2 separate regions of the Homo sapiens genome follow, and region 2 is linked to region 1. A link is an interaction called in ENCODE POLR2A ChIA-PET data of the cell type or tissue named here. Cell type or tissue: OCI-LY7. All regions are shown on one strand. Links, peaks and the distances in the headings refer to the core of each region. The heading gives the core; the rest is flanking DNA. Region 1 overlaps ABLIM1 (actin binding LIM protein 1). Region 2 has its middle 7.2 kb from the start of LINC02626.

Region 1 (10,288 bases), core at 971-8,970:
GCACTTGGTGTTGTTTATAGTGGTACTTTGCTTCGTTTTTTGTAACTTTTGATTAGGCCATTTTAATAGTTGGGAATGGGAAGGGTAAAATTTTCGTTAAGGACTTACAACATGATCTAGTCGTTAGCCTTGCCAAACTGTGAAATATGAAGGCTCGATTTTATATAATAAACTTTTATTTGTATCCTTTAAAAAAGTTGAAAGAGGATATATAAAGTCATGGGAGATCTGCTTTGCCAGTGCAGATCTTGACTAGAGCCTTCCCAATATTAACTGAGCTCCTGAGGCCTGGGAAAACAACATTGGCTCTGTTGGACAGTCTCTAGAGTTGGACAGACCTGGATTCAGATCATAGCTCCATCCCTTGCTAACTGAGTAGCCTTGGGTGATTTCCTGATCTCTCTAAGTTTTGATTTCCTCATCTGTGAAATGGGCATATTACCTACCTCACATTGTGGCTGGGAGAGTCAGGTGGGGTAAAGTTTGTGAGGTGCCTATCATGGTGTCTGGAAACAAGCAAATACTGAAACTATAGCTGAGGCACAGAAGAAGTTGATCTTTTACTCATCTTTTGGCCAAAGTAATTGTATAGGGAATGGTTGCAAATCTATTTAGAGGTTTCTGTTGGCATATTAATTCACTGGACACTTCTAGAACACCTTCTTGTGGGAAGCATGGAGGTGTAGAGTTATGAAGATACAGGTGTGGCCCAATTCTTTAAGGGAATTTATAACCTAGTGGGAAAGAGAGGAAGAAAGCTCACCTGCTTTGATTGGCACCAGTTACTTTGCTACCAACTTGCCTTTGTTTATTTAACTTTCATAACAATCCTACGTAGTAGGCTCCCTTCCCTTCCCTTCCCTTCCCTTCCCTTCCCTTCCCTTCCCTTCCCTTCCCTTCCCTTCCTTTCCCTTCCTTTCCCTTCCCTTCTCTTTCTTTTTTTTTTTTTTTTTTCTTTCGACACAAGGTCTTCCTCTGTCACCTGGGCTGGAGTGCAGTGGTGCAATCATGTCTCACTGCAGCCTCAACCTCTGGGCTCAAGTGATCCTCCCACCGCAGCCTCCCCAGCTGCTGAGACTATAGGCAAGTACCACCATGCCCAGCTAATGTTTGTGTTGTTTGTAGAGATGGGGTTTCTCCATGTTGCCCAGGCTGGTCTCAAACTCCTGGGCTCAAGTGATCTGCTGGGGTTACAGGCACAAACCATCGCACTTTGGCCATAGTAGGTTTTCTTATACTAGTTTTTACAGGTGAAGAAATGAGTCCAGAAAAGTGCCCAAAGTCCAATTTTCAGTCTAGAATTTAGGCCCTGGGTTCTCTTGCTCCCAAAGCCCATGTCTTTCTACTCTATGATGAAAGTTAGAGTATAATGGTTTATTTCTCCCTAAACTAGTTTATGCACCCTTACTCAGAAGGATAAGCTGCTGACCCTTCCTCTGACATAGCACACGTGTTTAAAGCAGTGTTTGTGAGCTCAGAAGCCTCGCAGTTAGTAAGGCTGTAGGGCTACAGGATGTTCTCATTTGTGCAGATTGGCTTTGCACAGACTTGTATAGAGCCCTCTAGGCTTTGTGAAAGCTGCCTGGGCAGACTGATTTATTCACCTTTGCCCAGGATACATATTTACGGCCAAGGCACGCCCTCATTATCCTGCCTGTTCATGATGCTGCATCAGGAGAAAAGCCTCCTGGAACAGGTGAGTGTTTAGCTTAGAGATCAAGCCAGTCCAGTTGCATTGGAAGCCTCTCCCAGTTGAGGGTGAAAAAACCAGTAGACGCAAAAAAGCTGAGTCAGCCTCTGCACTGCCTTTCTGCAGGAGCATAACAGGGAACTTGCGTGATTCTGCCTCTCCCTTCCGCCCATGCACCTGCCACGTAAGCAGCACATCTCTGTTACTCCCTTTGGCTTCCTCATCTCTTCATCCACCCTCAGGTTTGTGGTTTTGGTACCACCCAGACCAGTGTTTTCCCATCTCATGGTGATCTGCATAGACTCATTTCAGTGCTTATAAAATAAAGACACTCATATCTGGGTCCCACCTTAAGGCCATCGAACCCATTTTTAAAAGGCTTCTTGGGTGTTGCTTATGCGCAATAATGTTAGAAAACTCCTGATCTAAAGCAACCCACCAGCCTCTAGGTGTTTGTATATCCTTAGTCTGAAATCACCATCCACCAGAGCTGTGTTTGGGAGAGTCTTAGGGACTGGAAAACAATTTGCTTATTCCTTTGGGGATTCTAAGCACCATCTCTGAATCAAGTTAGATCTTTTAAGATAAAACAAGAAACAAAACTACACACATAGTCCTCGATAGTTTAACTTCCTCTATGGAAGTGACTTCATTTAGTGATCTTTCAGTGCTACGTCTTTGGTATTTCTCAAGGGTCTATATGAGAAACAACTACTTAAATACTTCCTATCATCAGTGAAATTCCTGTGGAAGATGTTTTTCTGTCCCATAACTGAGGGTCCCTGTATGAGAATTCCTTTGGTGCTTTTAGGAGGTAGTTTAACAGGGTTAACGTGTGGACCTTGAGTCAGCTACCTGGGTTCTACCCCTAGCTCTGTCTTCTGGAAGCACTGGTGGGTTTGGGTAAAACAATTTAGTTTCCTTGCTTGTAGAACAAGACTGGAAAATAGCACCGACCTACCTCATAGGGTTGTTGTGAATCATTTAAAGTCTTGATACAAAGCCTTACACAAAGCAAGACCTTATAGAACTTCAGCCCACAATGACTGTTATTAACTTAGAATCAGGAAACCTACCTTCTGTAGTGACAAGTGTGTGTGGCCATTTTTTCAAACAGTGAGACTTTGGCAGCCTATCAGTTCCTCTTTTGCCCTCATCTGCTAAGAAGCTCACATCACAACAAACATGTTTGCCTGAGCTTGGGTCTTTTGAATTTTAAGGTTCTTGATCAATTGTTTTAAAATCATGTCCTTCTCTGATAAGAATCAGCCAGTCCTTTTTGAAAGTAGGCAGAACATAAGTTATAAGTGGATTAAGGTTGAACTTCAGGGCCATCTTCCCATCTCCTGGGCTCATGCCACAAGTAGAGCACTCCTAGAGAAATGGAGGCGGTAAAGGAAAGAAACTAAAAGGGACTGTCAGCAGTCCAGGAGCTAAGCAGGTTATCAGATGAGCAGATTTTCTGTCCAAGGATGGGTTCTAGAATTACAATTCTCTTTTTCTGTTCCCAGGAGCATATTACATGGGCTCAGGGCTTAGGGCATTAGAATTTCTCCTGGGTAACAGACACGGAGGAATCATTGGTTAAACTCCATTTTTCTGCCATCAAGAATGTTCTTTCTCTACCAAAATTGCTCTTCTGTTAGCACTACTATGTGAGCTTGTAGAGGGTATGGGATTTCACACCGAAACATAGAATTTTACAGCTGAAGAGGACTTGAAATTGTCTAGCCCGGCCCTTTGCATTTTTGAGATGTGTGTCCTGAGGCTTGGAGATGTTAAATAGTGACATATTTGAGGCCCTATGGATGGTAAATTGAGGTATGATTCTCAGACTTCCTGATTCCAAAGCTTGTAGCCCTTTCCCTGTACCTCATGTCCACAAAGAATTCGGAACTCTTTTCTGCTCTTCCAGACAAAGGGTTTCATAAAAAATGTTGTGACTTACACTAAATTTTGCATTAGAGTAGATGTTATTTCCCCAGAATCCTGGTTTGTATGCTAAAGTTCATACTTCAATTTAGAGATTAACTAAATAGCAATAATAACTACAGATGTCTGATTTAACCAGCACTATTAAAGGCAAACAATTTTTTGCACTTCAAATGTGTAGGCAGGTACTTTGTAAAACTCACCTAAATAAGCAAATTGTCAGTTGTTCATAGAGTTTCATGCTAGCCACAGTGTAGTCTTTTTATAAAAGCATTTTGAATATGTGAAAATGCAGAAATGGGGACGTGATTTTTTTTTTTTTTTTTTTTTTTTTGAGACAGAATCCGGCTCTGTTGCCCAGGCTGGAGTGCAGTGGTGCGATCTCGGCTTACTGCAAGCTCCGCCTCCCGGGTTCGCGCCATTCTCCTGCCTCAGCCTCCCAAGTAGCTGGGACTATAGGCGCCCGCCACCAAGCCTGGCTAATATTTAATATTTTTTTTAGTAGAAACGGGGTTTCACCGTGTTGACCAGGATGGTCTCGATCTCCTGACCTCGTGATCTGCCCGCCTCGGCCTCCCAAAGTGTTGGGATTACAGGCATGAGCCACCGCGCCCGGCCAGAAATGGGGACGTGATTTTTTTTAAGGAGCAGGGTACAAAGATAGATGGGGAAGAGCAGTGATGGCGCTCTGGTGAGCTCTCTAGCAGCACCGCTGGCCACTCAGGCTCAGGCAGGACGGCTGCCAGTTATGTGCCTGGGGCCAGGTATCTGGTAAACCAACCTTCATGCCGTTGTCTGCCACAACAAAGCTCCTGCTGGGCTTTAAAAGTTTATAGTCAACAGCATCCTCTCTGCAGTGAATTGCAAGCTTATTATCTGTTTCTTATATGAGCGCTATTTAGTCTTTCATTTTGCTCATGATCTGAAATACTTCTCCTTCTCCTAAAAATAACTCCAATTTAAATGATTTTGATTCAGCAACATCTGATTTTTGGTAAATTTGCATATGCACTGCCGTCTGTGTTCAGCTCTGTTACTTTTCCTGGCCTTGTGCACATGGCTTCTCTGTGAACCATCATGGGTGCCTATGTAAGGAGAAATGAAACAGAAGGGTGTCTCACACATGCGAAGGAGGGCCTCCTTTGTCTTGAGCATCTGACCCTGGAGCCTCTCAAGCCTGCACTGCTGCAAAAACAGAACGACTCCTCAATGCCTTTTGACTCTGGCTCACCGAATGTCTTGACATGTTCAGCATCTTGGGATGAAGGAAATACATAGGTCAAGACATCCCTGGCATTACAATGGGCTAGGGTTAGGTTTTTTAGCAGTGTTTTCTTTTTATATAATTATTTTATTTTATTTTTAAGTTCCATAGTACATGTGCAGGATGTGCAGGTTTGTTACATAGGTAAGCATGTGCCATGGTGGTTTGCTGCACCTGGCAACCCATCACCTAGGTATTAAGCCCAGCATGCCTTAGCTCTTTTTCTTAATGCTCTTCCCCCGCCACCCTCCCCCAACAGGCTCCAGTGTGTGTTGTTCCCCTCCCTGTGTCCGTGTGTTCTCATTGTTCAGCTCCCACTTGTAAGTGAGAACATGCAGTGTTTGGTTTTCTGTTCCTGTGTTAGTTTGCTGAGGATAATGGCTTCCAGCTTCATCCATGTCCCTGCAAAGGACATGATCTCATTCCTTTTTATGGCTACATAGTATTCCATGGTGTATATGTAGCAGTGTTTTTACTAATGATTTATAGAGCGAAGTCCTGCCACATGGGGCCTTGATGTAACTTCCATTCATCTTGTGAGTTGATAGAACTCTTATAAGTTGATGTAATTTCCCTTCATCTTGTGAGTTAATAGAACACAGTGACTCTCCTATGCCTGCCCAGGGCATCCAGAGAGCCTTTTACTGGCATCCAAACCACACTAATGTGCCTTCTTTTTGTGAATGACCTTGGGACTGTCTCTGAGCAGAGAGTTATTACATTGTTATTCGTATCATTATTGTTATTACTTTGTGCAATGTGTCACACCATTTTCAAAATGTCTTTTGGTCATCACACCAGTATCATTGTGAGGTAGTTACAGCAGTGACATACTGTATGGTTATTAGTGGTGGTACTGGGTAAGAACACTCACTCCAGAGCCAGACTGCCTGGGTTTGCATCCTGGTCCCACCAGTTCTAACTGTGACTGTAAAGGAGTTATAAAATCTCTTCAGGCCTCAGCTTCCTCATCTTTAAAATAAGGATAATAATACTTCCTGCCTTCTTAGGTTATTGTGACACAAATTGACTAAATGTTTATGGAGTACGTAAAAGAGTAATTGACACAGAATAATCACAGTATCATCACCAGCACTACCATCAATGTCAGCAGCAGCAGCAGCAGCAGCACCGTCATCACCACCACATCATCGTCACCACAATATCATCATTACCATCATCATCACCATCATTGTCTTCATTGTTGTCATCACTGTCACCATCATTACCATCACCTTCACCATTATCACCACTACTATCATTATCACCATCACCATCACTACCATCATCATCATCATCATCATCATTACCACCCCAGCACCACTCACCATCATCATTATCATCATCACCATCACCACCACCATCATCACCATCATCATCTCTACTTTACAATAGAGGTTCCAAGAGCTTGTGATCTGCCCAAGATCCCATTTCCAGTACGGGCTGGGGTAAACACTCTAGTTCAGGTGTCACAGCTCCAAAAGAAATGGACTTTTTTTTCCTCTTGGTCTTTATTTTATTACACAGCAACACAAAAATATATTTTTGTTATAAAGGGTTGAGATGATATAGCTGCAAAGGAGAATGTGAGGGTCCCTTCCTTTACTTCTTCCTGACTCTCACCTCTTGCTCCAAAGGTAACCACAGCAAACTAGTTGTATATTCTCGCTGTCTTCTCTCTAAGAAGGGCACACATATAAGATCAATATACATATACATGTGTGTCCTCGTTGATGTAAATAATCATAAGAGTGTCTGCCTTACAGGATTGATGAGGGGGTTGAAGAAAATTAGGCTTTTAAAGCACTTAACATGGTGCCAGGCAATATACTAGGTTCCTAATAGTGCTCTCATCAACTGCGTGGGGTAAGTTCTATTATTTCTACCCATTTTATTGATGTGGAAGCTGAGGATTAGAGAGATTGTCACCTGCACAAGATCACACAATACTGAAACTGGATTTGAATCCAATCAGACTTACCCTAGTGTCTCAACAGCTTTGGCCACTAGCTTATGTGGTTATTTTATAGGCATGATTTTTCCACTTGATTATTTTCTCTTGGTAATATTAGCTTGAACTGTTTCCATGTGTGTACATATGAGTTTACATCAGTCTTGTAATGGCTACATGTGATTCAGTATTGTAAGTACTTCTTTATTGGGGTTGTTTTCTGGTTTTGTTGTTGTTGTTGTTGTTGTTTGGTTTGGTTTGCTTTTGAGATGGACTCTTGCTCTGTCACCCAGGCTGGAGTGCAGTGGCATGATCTCAGCTCACTGCAGCCTCAGCCTCCCAGGCTCAAGCAGTCCTCCCACCTCAGCCTCCAAGTAGCTGTGACTACAGGCGTAAGCCACCATGCCTGGCTAATTTTGTTTATTTTATTTGTAAAGACAAGGTCTTACTGTTTTGCTCAGGATGGTTTTGAACTCCTGGGCTCAAGTGAGCCTCCTGCCTACGTCTCCCAAAGTGCTGGGATTAGAGGCATGAGCCACCACGCCCAGACTGGAATTGATTTTTGTATAGGTTGTGACTTAGGAATCTAGATTTATCTTTCTCTAAGTGGAGAACCAGTTGTCCTCTCTATTTATTAATCCATTCTTTCGGCTCATTTGAACCATTACCTTTATCATAAACTGAATTCTCTTGTATGTATGGCTATGCAACTGGTTCCTCTCTTCTCTACTGTTGATTTATTTTCTACTCCCATGCCCATACTAAAGTACTTTAATTATTTTAGACTTAGAAAAAAATTTTATGACAGGAAGGGAAAATCCTTCCTTATTGCTGTTCTCTTTCACAAAAAAGTGTATTTTTTGTGTGTGCATTTATTCTGTCACGTAAACTTACAGAAGCAGCCTGTCAAGGTCTATAGAGAAAATTCCTGTGGGTATTTAGACTGGGTGTTGCATTAATAGGTTCATTTTTGATAAATCAGCATCTTTACAATATTTAGTTTCTCCATCTAGAAATATCATACATTTTTATTTAGGTCTTTTATGTTCATCAGTTAAGTTCCATAATTTGCTTTGTGTAGATCTTGCATTGGAGGGTTTATTAGTTGTTATTACAAATGGGATCCCATTTTCCCATTACATTTACTTAATTTTTATTGCTAGTGAATAGGAAATAATGGTTTTTATATGTTAATTTTTTATCTAGCCATATGACTTAATTTTTGTATTCGTGATCTTTATACTTATTTTTCTTGACATCACATTGGCCAGGAGGAAAATGATGTAGAATGATATTGGTAAAAGTGTACACCTTTGTCTTGTTCCTGTCTTTAATGAGAATGCCTCGAACGTTTCACCACTAAATATGATAAATACACTTGATCAGCTTGAAGACATTTCTTTCTATTTGTAGCTTACCAGGAGGTATGCTTTTCACTGCAGACGACACCATGGTCTTGCCAAGGGGCCTTTATTTTTTCACTTAACATTTTCCTTAAGAGTCCAGAGATTGCCCGGACTAACTTGGGCCTCCCAGCACTGGCATCCTAGCTGAGCGAACCTGGTTTAGAACTGAGCACTTAGGACTGAGTAATGTCTTCTTTCTTCCTCCTTTCTGCTCACATTTGACTTCAGATGTCCTACAGGCAGGAGCTACTTTGTGTTGATATTTCCCGCCTTCTCTCGCCACTCTCCTCCAGCCCTACCCTTCCTTCTGCAGAAAAGTAAAAAATTTTACAAATAAATAAAAAGTAGCATGTGGACGAGGACAAGAGCACCACTTCTGGAATTTTCTGGCAGGCACCACTGAAAAGATTTTTATTCCTAACTTCTAATTTAAATAACTTCAATTTTTTTTTCCACCTGATTATCTTAAAGGGCTAACCACCACCTCACGTGCTGGTTGCTAAGTGGATCTTGTAGTTTTTACAGGAAAGTATGAGAAAGGAATTACCACGTGACATCTGATTTCCTGTTGCAGTTTCATGCAGGTTCTGATGCAGGATACAGTCATTTTTAACTCTTTCTCGGCCACTGCCTTGTACATGGTTAATGCAGAATAAATGTTTTGATGGTGGATTGATGGAAATGATTTAATCAGAGTCCATCTGAGAGTTCTTAGGTGGTGATGATTTTTTGCTAGGCTGTGAACGAAAGGATTTGTTCTTGTCAAGCATGTATGTGGAGCATGACTCTAATGTGATTTGGCACCTGTCTAGAAAATTGTCCCTGTATCCAGTGACACTTTGCTTTGGGGAAGTCAACACCTGCTGTGATGGCATCTGTCATATTTAGGAATGTGAAATGCACATGAATAATGCACAGCCACCTTAGTAAAATGCCTTCTCCAGAAAACTCTTCATGTAAGCCACTGGCAAAAGATTGTTGCAAGCTGCATAGAGGAGACTTAGGGCCCCCCTTGAGATAAAAACAGTGGATGATGTATTTTACTATAGCTTTTCTCACCTTGATGCCATTGGGGTAGATTTTATTATTTTCAGATTGTTTAGCCAAGAAAGCAAGAACCTGCTAAATATAAGGGTCATTTATTTTTGGTTGGTTTGTTAGAAACAGCATTAGCTCCCAACAAGGTGGGGTTTTGGGGAGATGGAGTGACTCATCTCAGGCATATGGTGTGTTAGTGGCAGCCATCCAGGTCAAGAGGGAGACATAGAAGCCAGAAACACCGAGAGGCAAGGCAGCCCCACCAGGCAGCCACGAGTAGCTGGCCTTGGAGCCCCTCCCGATTTCAGTGAAGTTGGCTTTAGCTTCCGGGGCTGTTGGTGTAGGAAGTTTGGTCAATTAGACAATTATTTTTCCTTTTTCAGCATCCTCTCTTTTCTTCTAAATCATCAAGTCCAGAAAAGATTCTGGAATCCATGACAAGGAGCAGACTCAACGTTCCCTACCTTTTCTCTTGCAGGCAGGTGACAAACATTACCACCCCAGCTGTGCACGATGCAGCAGATGCAACCAGATGTTCACAGAAGGAGAGGAAATGTATCTTCAAGGTGAGGTGGACTCAAGAACACTAGAAGTTTTCCTTGCTGGGGGAAAGGAAATCTTGCTATGTTTGTTTGATTGTTTTTAGAGAAGGAGGCATGTTATTAGCTGTGAGGCTACCCAAATCCAAGAAGATTATGGCCAAAAGTTACCTCATCAGTTAGTATTAATCAGCCAAGCAGTTGACATGCTGGCAGTGAGCCCCTCAGGCTGTTCACGAATGAACTTGTGATGCTGCCTTAATCAAATGAATGGAACTCGACATTTGATGGCTCGGATGTGAGGGAAGAGTGAAAATCAGCAATATCTCCTCTCCAACTCTCCCCAGGAATATGCTTAGGAAACAAAAGATTAAAATAATTTCTAGAAATTTCTAGAAATGTTACTTATTTGATGGCTACTTTTTTTCTCCTTTTACTCTCCTGTGAGAAGGGCTTTTTGAGGCCTCC
Region 2 (10,288 bases), core at 1,498-9,497, 500 kb before region 1:
AATATATGTAAAGTGCTTAGAACAGGCTCACAGTAAGAGCTCAGCAAATGCTGGCTATTTATTTGGGGTGTTTTGTGTATTAGTCTTATCCCTTGCGTTATTCATGTCCCAGTTCTCATTTTTTTTTTTTGCCTGTGTCCCAGTTTCCTCATTTCTAGACTCTGTTCCCCTTATTTTGTCCTTTTGATATATGTTGTTAAGCCATTTTAAGTCTTTAACTATGCTAATCTTCCCTCGGCTAACTGACCATTGATTGTGGAACTATTAATACATTCCTTATTTGTAGTTTTTAAAGCACAAAAATTTAAACATATTATGCATGACCAGTGTTAGGATGCGGTTCTGGACTCTGAGGTTTAGGACGGGATTTTAATATAATTTTAAAGTGTGTGTGTTTGTATTTTTCCTAAGCAACTAAAATCAGCCCAATGAAGAAAATAGTTAACATCAGCAAATGCTAAGCTAAGCCAAGGTCATTTTGATATGCCCCAAATTTTCATTGTAAACTATATCTCTTGACTCAATAAACAAGTTCAATCATAAAAGTCTCCATACATGCATAGTTTACTAATTTTGGTGTTAATAGATGTCAGAGGTAGCTCAACTTTAATTGTAACCCCTATGCAAACAACCGCCAGTCTCCTGGTGTTTCAGGTGTAAGGGTTAACTTTTACAGGGACAAGAGGACTAGGATGCTTATTTTTTAAATCTGAGAGACTCCTACCTTGAGTGGGGAGATTGAGTTCATCATTTTATAAGTCAGGTCCCATATTAATGCTTCTTCAGGGAATCAATGCAAAATTTCTGGAGAAAAAATATTTTTAGAATAATTTTTAAATGCTTTGAAAAACTGGGTATGTTTTATAGTCTTGCATCTTTGGTTGGTGGCATGATTGGTTCCAGCAGATATCCTTAAAAAAAAAAACTTTTTAAAAACATAGTTGGCCTACATAGAAATCTTTTAGCCATCTCCAATTTATTTAGTCTAAGAAATGAGCTGCCAGGCGCGGTGGCTCATGCCTGTAATGCTAGCACTTTGGGAGGCCAAGGCGGGTGGATTGCCTGAGCCCAGGAGTTCAAGACCAGCCCAGGCAACATGGTGAAACCCCATTTCTACTAAAAATGGAAAAAAAAATTGCCGGGAGTGGTGGCACACGCCTGTAGTTCAGCTGCTCGGGAGGCTGAGGTGGGAGAATCGCCTGAGCCCGGGAGAGCAAGGTTGCAGTGGGCAGAGATCGCATCGCTGCACTCCAGCCTGGGCTACCAGAGTGAGACTCTGTCTCAAAAAGAAAAAAAGAAATGAGATAAGGAATAAGCTTATTTCTTCCCCCAATTACTAGACAATTATTGCAATATCAATTATTATAAGATTAATTTTTTTCCCATTGGTTCACTGTGCCACCTTTATTGCATATCATATTACTTAATGCATTTGCAAGTCCACATTCCGGGACTTGATGTCTGTCTCATTGATCTGCTGGTCTATTCCTGCTCCAGTTCTGATTTAATTACTGTCGCTTCCTAATACATTTTAATATTTTGTATTTTTCTTTCCAGCAATTTGATTGAATATTTCTTGGGATTGGCATACTTTTCTGGGAAGGATTTAGAATGTTGGAGATGGGTCAGAAGTATATTTTAAACCTCCTATAGCACAAGCTCCTTTTTTAACAGAGAAGCTTTTTTTCTTTTCCATCTAGAACAATTGTAATTTTAGAGAATGAGTAGTAAGGAATCTTGAGTGTTCTTCCAGTGAGCTCCCTTCTCTCTTTCTCTCATTCTGTCTTTGTATCTTAATTATATTAAAGTTGAGCCTCAAACACTTCATAGTTTGGAGGAGATCGGCAACCATTCCAGTGAGGCACAGCATCTGCTATGCTTTTGGATTCCTTTCAATCTCCCCTTAATTGTACCCACAGCTCTCTTTACTCAGAAAGGATCAGTCCAGATTTCTCTACAAATGTTATTCCATAGACATACACATGACTATACACAGTATCTATTTTCTCTGATGTTGTTCTTCCAACTAATAGGTCATTTAGATTATTGTTTTGTGTTTCTCTTTTCTTGTTTCCCTCCCTGTCAGCTTTTAATTAAGAGAAGTGTATCTTTTCATTGGTTAGTATACTGCATAATTTATGCGTACATTTTTAACCATTAATTTTTAGCTCTTTTACTAATTTTTAATTCAGTAAAAGGCAAGTGGCTTCCATGTCTTTCATTTTTTGACAGAGAAGAGGAAGGGGCAGACATTACAGCATAATCAGAATGGACTCCAAAGACACAGAGCCCTAAAGGTAGGAAAGTAGGAAGAAAGGAAGGAAGGAAGGAAGGAAGGGAGGAAATGAGGAAGGAAAGAAGGGAAGGAAAGAAGGGAGGAAGGGAGGGAGGAAGGGAAAGGAAGGGGAGGGGAAAGGAAGGGAAGAGGAAGGAAGGGAAGAGGAAGGGAAGGAGAGGGAGAAGGGAAGGGGAGGGGAGGGGAAGGGAAGGGAGGGGAAGGGAAGGGAGGGGAAGGGAAGAGAATGGAAGGGAGGAAGGAGGGAGGGAGGGAGAAACGGAGGGAGGGAGGGAAGCAGGCAGGCATGCATTGTGCTTTTCCTGTTGGGTGGCTGCCAGACAGAGTCCATCCTCTACTGGAGGAAGAAGGACCTTCCATTTGCTCTCTTCTTTCTGCTGGGAAAGGCCCTTGTGTCTCACCTTGCAGGAAAGGTTGACTTCTCAGCACATTTGCGTCCTCCAAACTCTAAGAGAAGGAGAAAAGGCGACCTGGCAAAGATGGAAACATCCTTGAGTCAGAAGCCCTTCTTGTGAAAGCTGCCAGGATGTATTCAGTGGCCCCTGAGTCCTTCCAGTGAACCAGTTTCTGAGTAGGAGATGATGACAGCCCTTTCCTAGCCCTTTGCAGGTTGGTGTGATTGCTCTGCAGAGAAGAGGACCTGGCAGGCTTTCGGGCCCCTGAAGGTATTCAAACTTCAGTGCCAATAAATGGACGTGGAAAAGCAGCCCTGGGGAACCAGAAGAGTTGAGGTAGAGCTCCTCTATCAGCTGGCAGTTCAGAGGCTGTTTCCTCCAGAAAGCCCTCCCTGGTCCCTGGTCTGGGTAAGGCAGCTCTGAGTTCTTGCAGCTGCAGCCTCCTCCACCTCCACGTGGATGAAGTTTCATTAGGCACAGCTCTTCCATCCCACCTGTGTGCTTCCTGGGTATGGACGATGTGTGTTTCACCTCACGACCCTTTGGAGTCTAAGTCCAGGGACCATATCACCCATTGCTAAGGAAGGTCCTCCTTCCTTCTAGTTTTTGCTATGCACCCATGTCCCTGTTGCGTACATACTATCTAACAATGCTGTGCTTGGGCATTGCTTTCAGGAAGAGAGGAGTCAGCATGTTCTGTGGAATGTTATGAAGAATCAAAACAGTTAACAGTTTGTCACTGGCATGCAGTCAAAAGATAAGACATATTGGAGAAAGAATCTGTTACAAGCTCTTTATTCTAATAGCCAATTAGACTTAGAGTGAAATAAGAGACCAGAAACTGGATGACAAGAAGTGAAGACTATTCAATAACAATTAGGCATGAGATAAATTCTGAGATAGAGAAATGAATAATTTGAAAGAAACATAACATCAGCTATACTGAACATATTTTTGTAGGAATAAGAAAGGAACCAGGGAATTTTCCAAAGATATTTGATTGTTAAAAACCTTACTTAGGTGTACTACTTCCAAAATGAATAAGAAGATAGAAATGAAGGCTTCAGAAACAAAATACAGGATCTGAGAAAACAGGCTGGGCACGGTGGCTCATGCCTGTAATCCCAGTGCTTTGGGAGGCTGAGGTGGGTGGATCACCTGAAGTCAGGAGTTCAAGGCAAGCCTGGTCAACATGGCGAAACTCTGTCTCTACTAAAAATACAAAAATTAGGCATGGTGGTGCATGCGCCTGTAATCCCAGCTATTCGGGAAGCTGACAGGAGAATCGCTTGAACCTGGGAGGCAGAGGTTGCAGTGAGCCGAGACCACAGCCACTGTACTCCAGCCTGGGTGACAAAGTGAGACTCTGTTTCAAAAAAAATAAAAATAAAAAGATCTGAGAAAACATAATCAAATACTTCTCTGAAGAATTTCAACACTGAAATGGCCTCTCTTTTGTCACACATGGCTAAAAAATCTCCTTATATTGGGTTCTGAAGCATTTTCATGGAGCATGATCTGTGAGTTACTATACACAGCATCATAAATGCAATTGTTGACATTTTTTAAAGGGAAACAAGCATATCTATTCTACCAGGTTTGTGAAGGAATAGAAACATAAAGGCCAACCCTTTAGCTATATCCATACACGGGGTTCATATTCTGCATGAAGAGCCTATTAACTTTTGCATATTTAGGGTCCCCAGTCAGAGCTTCCAGCCTTTTTTGCAAAGTTTGGTTGGGCAATGCTGTGACCCATTCCAGCATCTACCATCCCACCTGAGAAAAGGTGGTCATTGAGATATGGCAATTGTTCTTTTATCCAGTTGGGTGAGGCCATTGAAAATGTGGATCTTGTTCTGAAGCTCTCTAATTTCATGTTTGAAGCACAAAGCTTGGGCCTTGGCTGAGCAAACAACCTCAAGAGGCACTATGGCAACCTTGGCTTCCATAAAATTGTTTTTCCAAGAGAGTGGAAGTGGATGCCCAATGTCTTGTAGCTCCTTTGAGTACCAGGTGATTCTAAAGAATCATTTGCTGTTTGACCCAAAGAAACGTGACTGCCAGAGGGAAGAAAGCCAATTGAGCTGAGAAAAGCAGTATTTAAAGACCAAGGCAGGAAATGAAGCAGTGAGCAGTTGCTAGAGCAGCAGCACCTGCGTATGATGAGCAAAGTATCTGACCACTGGCACATCCGTAGCCAGCTCTGTTGAATCCCCTATTATAATTCTGATTTCTCTCACTCAGTTCAGGGATTTGGAATTGGGCAGCCAATTCTGTGTTTACCTTGGTAGTAACACTCCTGCATATGCAGTAGTGTCAGGAAGTGAGTATTGTTACAAGCAGAACATCTGGTGGAGGAACATATTATCAATCCTGTAATAGATAAAAGAACCACAATCCTAAACCCTCAAATTCATTTTTTGGCTTTCCTGAGAGAACTGAGAATTGTGGGTAACCTTGAGGAGGGAAGGAAACAAGCTTCACTGAAGCTGGGCTCATTTTCAGCTGTCAGTGGAAAAACACAAGGCTGCACCAGTCTCCGCTGAAACTCTCAGACTCGGCCAGTAGTTGTTTTCCAGCTTCTTGTTACCTTTGAAATCCAAACATTTTCGATTTCTTCCTTTCTGCTGTGCCAGCAAGACGGAGCTAAGTGAGACAGTTTGCACCAGGAAGGCGCCACAATTATGCACTGTGTCACCACCGGACACGCAGCTGGGGAATGTGCAGGGCGCCTGCAGCCGAGGGGCCAGAGTGTGCTTTTGAAGACGTGATCATAGCCACTTTCAGTTCATCTTGCCTTAAATCAGTGGACAAAAAGAGGCAGCTGACACTCCGCTTGTAAGGGATAGTAACACCATAATAAATCACATTTTTTCTGTGCCAGTTTTCTACCTTGCCCTAATTTCATAGATGAAATCACATGTGTAAAACTGACTTTGCAATTTAGCTCTGAAGTCCAGAAAGGCTACCCAGGGAGCACCGTGCCTTTTTTTATACTTATTCCCTGATATATTAAATCACCTAGAAAGCTGGAGGAAAAAGCTCTCCTGCCTGAGCAAGTGCAAGGAGGGTGCCATCTGAAGGATAGTCCAACATTGTAAAGCTGAGTGCAAGTGGAAGACCTAGGAGTAATAAGAATAACAATTATCATCTTTCTATTTTTAACCTCAGATGCAGTGAGTTGATTAATTTACACTCCTCAGTTCATGGCACATTTTTATTGTTACTCCTTCTGATTCCTACTCGTTTCATGTATTTGTTTAGGTTCCATTACAGCTTACGGACTTACCCCCACTCCAGCCACCACCCCATAGGGTAACCGTTCGAGTATGTTTAATATACATGTATCTATTTGTATGTGTTCTTACAAATTGTGTAAGCATATATTATCAATTTACATAATGGTACCGTGTTATGTATCTTTCCCTTTCCTTTTTCACTCAGGTCGGTTTTTAAGATCCAACTTTGTTGCCATGTGTATATTGAGTCTATTGATTCTAATTGCTTCAGAATACTCCATGACTCTTATCTCTTCATTAGGTGATTACTATATGCCAGATTCAGTACTAAGTGATTTAGGTATATTGATAACTTGGATTACCAATAACATTGAGAGTGTGAAGCATTTGTGTTCATCAAAAGGGATGTGAGTTTCTCAGAAGGCCTAAGAGACCTGGCTCTCTGGAGGTATTTTCTTTCTTTCTTTTTCTTTCTTTTCTTTCCTTTCTTTCTTCTTTCTTTTTCTTTCTTTCCTTTTCTTTCTTTCCTTCCTTCCTTCTCTTCCTTCCTTCCTTTCTTTCCTTCTCTCTTTCTTTCTTTGTCTCTTTCTTCTTTCCTTTTCTTTTTTCTTTTTTGTTTGTTTGTTTTAAGAAAAGTCTTGCTCTGTCGCCCAGGCTGGCATGCAGTGGCGCAATCTTGGCTTACTACAACCTCCACTTCCCGGATCCAGGCTATTCTCCTGACTCAGCCAACTGAACAGCTGGGATTACAGGTGCCTGTCACCATGCTCGGCTAATTTTTGTATTTTTAGTAGAGACGGGATTTCGCCATTGGCCAGGCTGGTCTCAAACTCCTGACCTCAGGTGATCTGCCCACCTCGGCCTCCCAAAGTGCTGGGATTACAGGCGTGAGCCTGCCTCTCTGGAGGTATTTTCAGGGGCTAGATCGCCAGCCACTTTACCAGCTCACTGTCTCTGCTGTCATGGGTCTCTCTCTTCTGTACAGTGACTTTCCCTCTGCCTTGCTTTCCTTTTCACATCTGTCTGAACAACTCCTAATTTGCTAGCCCAGGGGGCTCCTTATTTTTTTTATTAATTTTTTTCGGTCCCAGTCTTCTGTGAGCACCAGTCTAGCGATTTAAAGCATGAGCTCTGGGATCAGCCCATCCGGGTTCAAATCCTAGCTCTACGTTAACCAGTTGGTGTAACCTGAGGCAAACTGCTTAATCTAGCTGCACCTCATATCCTCATCTGTAAGATGGGGATGATGACACCTACTCTATAGGGTTGCCGTGAGAATTAAACAGGGTGTTACAGTGCCAGGCATGCAGTAACTGTTCAGTAAGTATTTTTTACTTTTCTGGTCCCTTTGCCTGGAATAACACATATACCAAACAAATCTTGCAAATAATTTCAAAAGGTATCTAAAATTGCTCTTTTTTAAGGTTACCAACCTTAAAATTCAAATTCAAGTTCTCCAGGTCCAACGATTACCCTTCTGTTCCGGTCCTGCTACTTCCTTCAGCAGCACTGGCCAGCCCCCACTTTTTGAAAGTCTTTATCCCGTGAGTCCCAGGAATCTACTCTTTCTGGGCTTTCCTCCTGCCTCAGAGGTCCGATTTTGAATGACTAAGGACCCAGAAGCCATTTAGCTTCTTTATCTACGCTCTCCCTGGAATAACCTTCTTATCCTGTCCCCTGGGTTTAAACATCAGCCACACACTGATGAATCTCAGATCATCAGCCCCTATCTCTCCCTTAAGCCTTGAGCTCACCTTAAGGGCCATCCATCGGATATCCAGCACCCGTCAAACCCAGCATGTGCACAAGCAGAGTCTTCATTTCCTCTGGACTTGCAAACTTGCCTCTTCCGCAGTCTCACTTACCTCTGCCAGTTGTGCGGAGAATAGACTCATGCAGGGAGAGAAAGGAACTCCCCGCAGGAGTCCAGGAGAGAGAGGTTTGTGGCTTGGACTGGAGTTGTGGCAGCAGAAAAGATGAGCAGTGGTCACATAACCAGATTCTTTGGGCAAGGGATGGGGTGAAGATGCAGACTAGGAGCCAGGAGCCAAAACTCCATGTACGCGAGACAGGCAAGGTTAAGACAGAAACAGTAAATTTCACATCAAAGACTGTTAAGGGCAAACTACAGGGAATGTTATGGGGACCCAAAAGAATGTGTGTTTTGCTACTTACCATTGCATAGGTACAGGGAAAAGAAGACTCTTTATGAGACAGTTTTTAGGGAAGATGGGTTACAAAGTGAATGGTATAATGCAGAATGTTTATGTATGTATATATGTGTGTATATGTACACACATTATTATATACACACATATATACATATTTATGTCTATATACACATATATACATATTTATGTCTATATACACATATATACATATTTATGTCTATATACACATATATACATATTTATGTCTATATACACATATATACATATTTATGTCTATATACACATATATACATATTTATGTCTATATACACATATATACATATTTATGTCTATATACACATATATACATATTTATGTCTATATACACATATATACATATTTATGTCTATATACACATATATACATATTTATGTCTATATACACATATATACATATTTATGTCTATATACACATATATACATATTTATGTCTATATACACATATATACATATTTATGTCTATATACACATATATACATATTTATGTCTATATACACATATATACATATTTATGTCTATATACACATATATACATATTTATGTCTATATACACATATATACATATTTATGTCTATATACACATATATACATATTTATGTATATATTTATGTATATATGTGTGTATATGTACATACATATATACATACATAAATACATATATATGTATCTCCCATTTTAATTTTTAAAAATTATAAGATATTTCAAACATGCAGAAAATTCTCATGTTACAAATCTTCTTACACCTACCACCTGGCTTTAATGTATGCACCCTTTTAATGGCACCTACCTATGTGTATTAGTGTTTCTTCTCTTTCTCCTCCTATATTATAGAGAGGTGCCTGAAGGCAGGGGCTTGACCTCCTCTTTGTGTCTCAGGAGCATCTTGCACAGCGTCTGTATACCTTAGACCCCCTAATTGTTGCTGAATTGAATTGAGTTCTTGAAAGACCTCAAAGAGGCCTTCAGGAAAAAGGAAAGTGTAGCAAGCAGCACATACGATTCTCACAGATTTGAGAAGCTGCAGCTATTTTTAAGGTGTATTAATTCAGAAGGAATTACTGGAAGTGAAAATAGGACAGCTGCATCTTGTGGCATATAACATTGAAAACTTACTTCATAGACTGATATCCTTGACTAATATTTCTGATTCCAGAATTAAAGCCACAGGCAACCTGAATCCCAGCTTTCCACGATTTCTGTGCCCTCCTACAAATGATAAGTTTATTTATTATGAAAGATCTTTAGCTGATAACAATTTACCATCAGCTACATCAGGTGCATTAGACGTTTATGCCCTTTGTCGAGTCCCAGTGGTTTTGTCTTCTGCCCTGACCTCCCTTTACCTGCTACAAATGCAGGAAAGTGTTGTACTGCCTGAAATATTAGAATTCTACCATATTGCTCCTTGGCACAGAGCTACCTCAATGACTTACCAGAATTTCCAGAATTCAAAGAAGAATTTGCTATATACCAAGGTAAATGAGACCTTGGCAAGCTTTCTAGCTAGTGGTAATGGCATCTGGCTTGCCCTGGATGGTCCCAGTTGTAGATCAGTGAATTATTCTCAGCTTCCTCTTCACTCTCAAAAGTGTCTCTGGGCCAGGCATGGTGGCTTACGCCTGTAATCCCAGCAGTTTAGGAGGTCGAGGTGGGCGGATCACCTGAGGTCAGGAGTTTGAGACAAGCCTGGCCAACATGGTGAAACCCCATCTCTACAAAAAACACAAAAATTAGCTGGGCATGGTGGTGGGCGCCTATAGTCCCAGCTACTCAGGAGGCTGAGGCATGAGAATCGCTTGAACCCGGGAGGCGGAGGTTGCAGTGAGCTGTGATCACGTCACTGCACTCCAGCCTAGGCAACAGTGAGACTCGATCTCAAAAAAAAAAGTGCCTCCGGTTTAGCTCATAAATTATATGATCACTCTATTAATCCCCCACCTAAACTTTTTACATCATAGTACCTGCCTTCTGTGGATGGGACTTCCATTTTTTAAATTTCTGCAGTGTCCCATTAAGTGGATTAAATAAAAGCCTTTGATTTGTTAAAGGAAGACACACTAGACATCACAAACCACTCTTTATTTTTGGCATTCCGCTTTCTGAACATAACACAAACCAAAATAACCCGAGATGTTACCATGATGAA

What was found. Peaks named below come from ENCODE experiments on the same cell type or tissue, not always from the same donor. Only the 100,000 strongest peaks of a DNase experiment are listed, where the experiment ranks them.
Region 2: POLR2A ChIA-PET joins it to region 1 with 17 read pairs; 2 of 35 experiments call an interaction of 5 or more read pairs at or near these places.

Annotation. Positions count from the first base shown.
Region 1 is chr10:114,491,350-114,501,637 of GRCh38, reverse strand. It overlaps ABLIM1 (actin binding LIM protein 1), which reads left to right. Exons shown (of 23, transcript NM_002313.7): 7 at 9,760-9,847. Among named protein-coding and RNA genes, the nearest start is that of AFAP1L2, 92 kb to the right of the region's middle. RefSeq lists enhancers at 1,197-2,396, 4,621-4,720, 4,851-4,930. In OCI-LY7, for the core only: a CTCF peak has its summit at 4,419; DNase peaks (open chromatin) are centred at 1,837, 2,807, 4,687, 8,797 and 3 weaker places; H3K4me3 peaks cover 7,785 bases; H3K27ac peaks cover 8,000 bases.
Region 2 is chr10:114,996,718-115,007,005 of GRCh38, reverse strand. No RefSeq gene overlaps it. Among named protein-coding and RNA genes, the nearest start is that of LINC02626, 7.2 kb to the right of the region's middle. In OCI-LY7, for the core only: no CTCF peak of the experiment used is centred there; DNase peaks (open chromatin) are centred at 4,835 and 5,435; H3K4me3 peaks cover 1,578 bases; H3K27ac peaks cover 2,391 bases.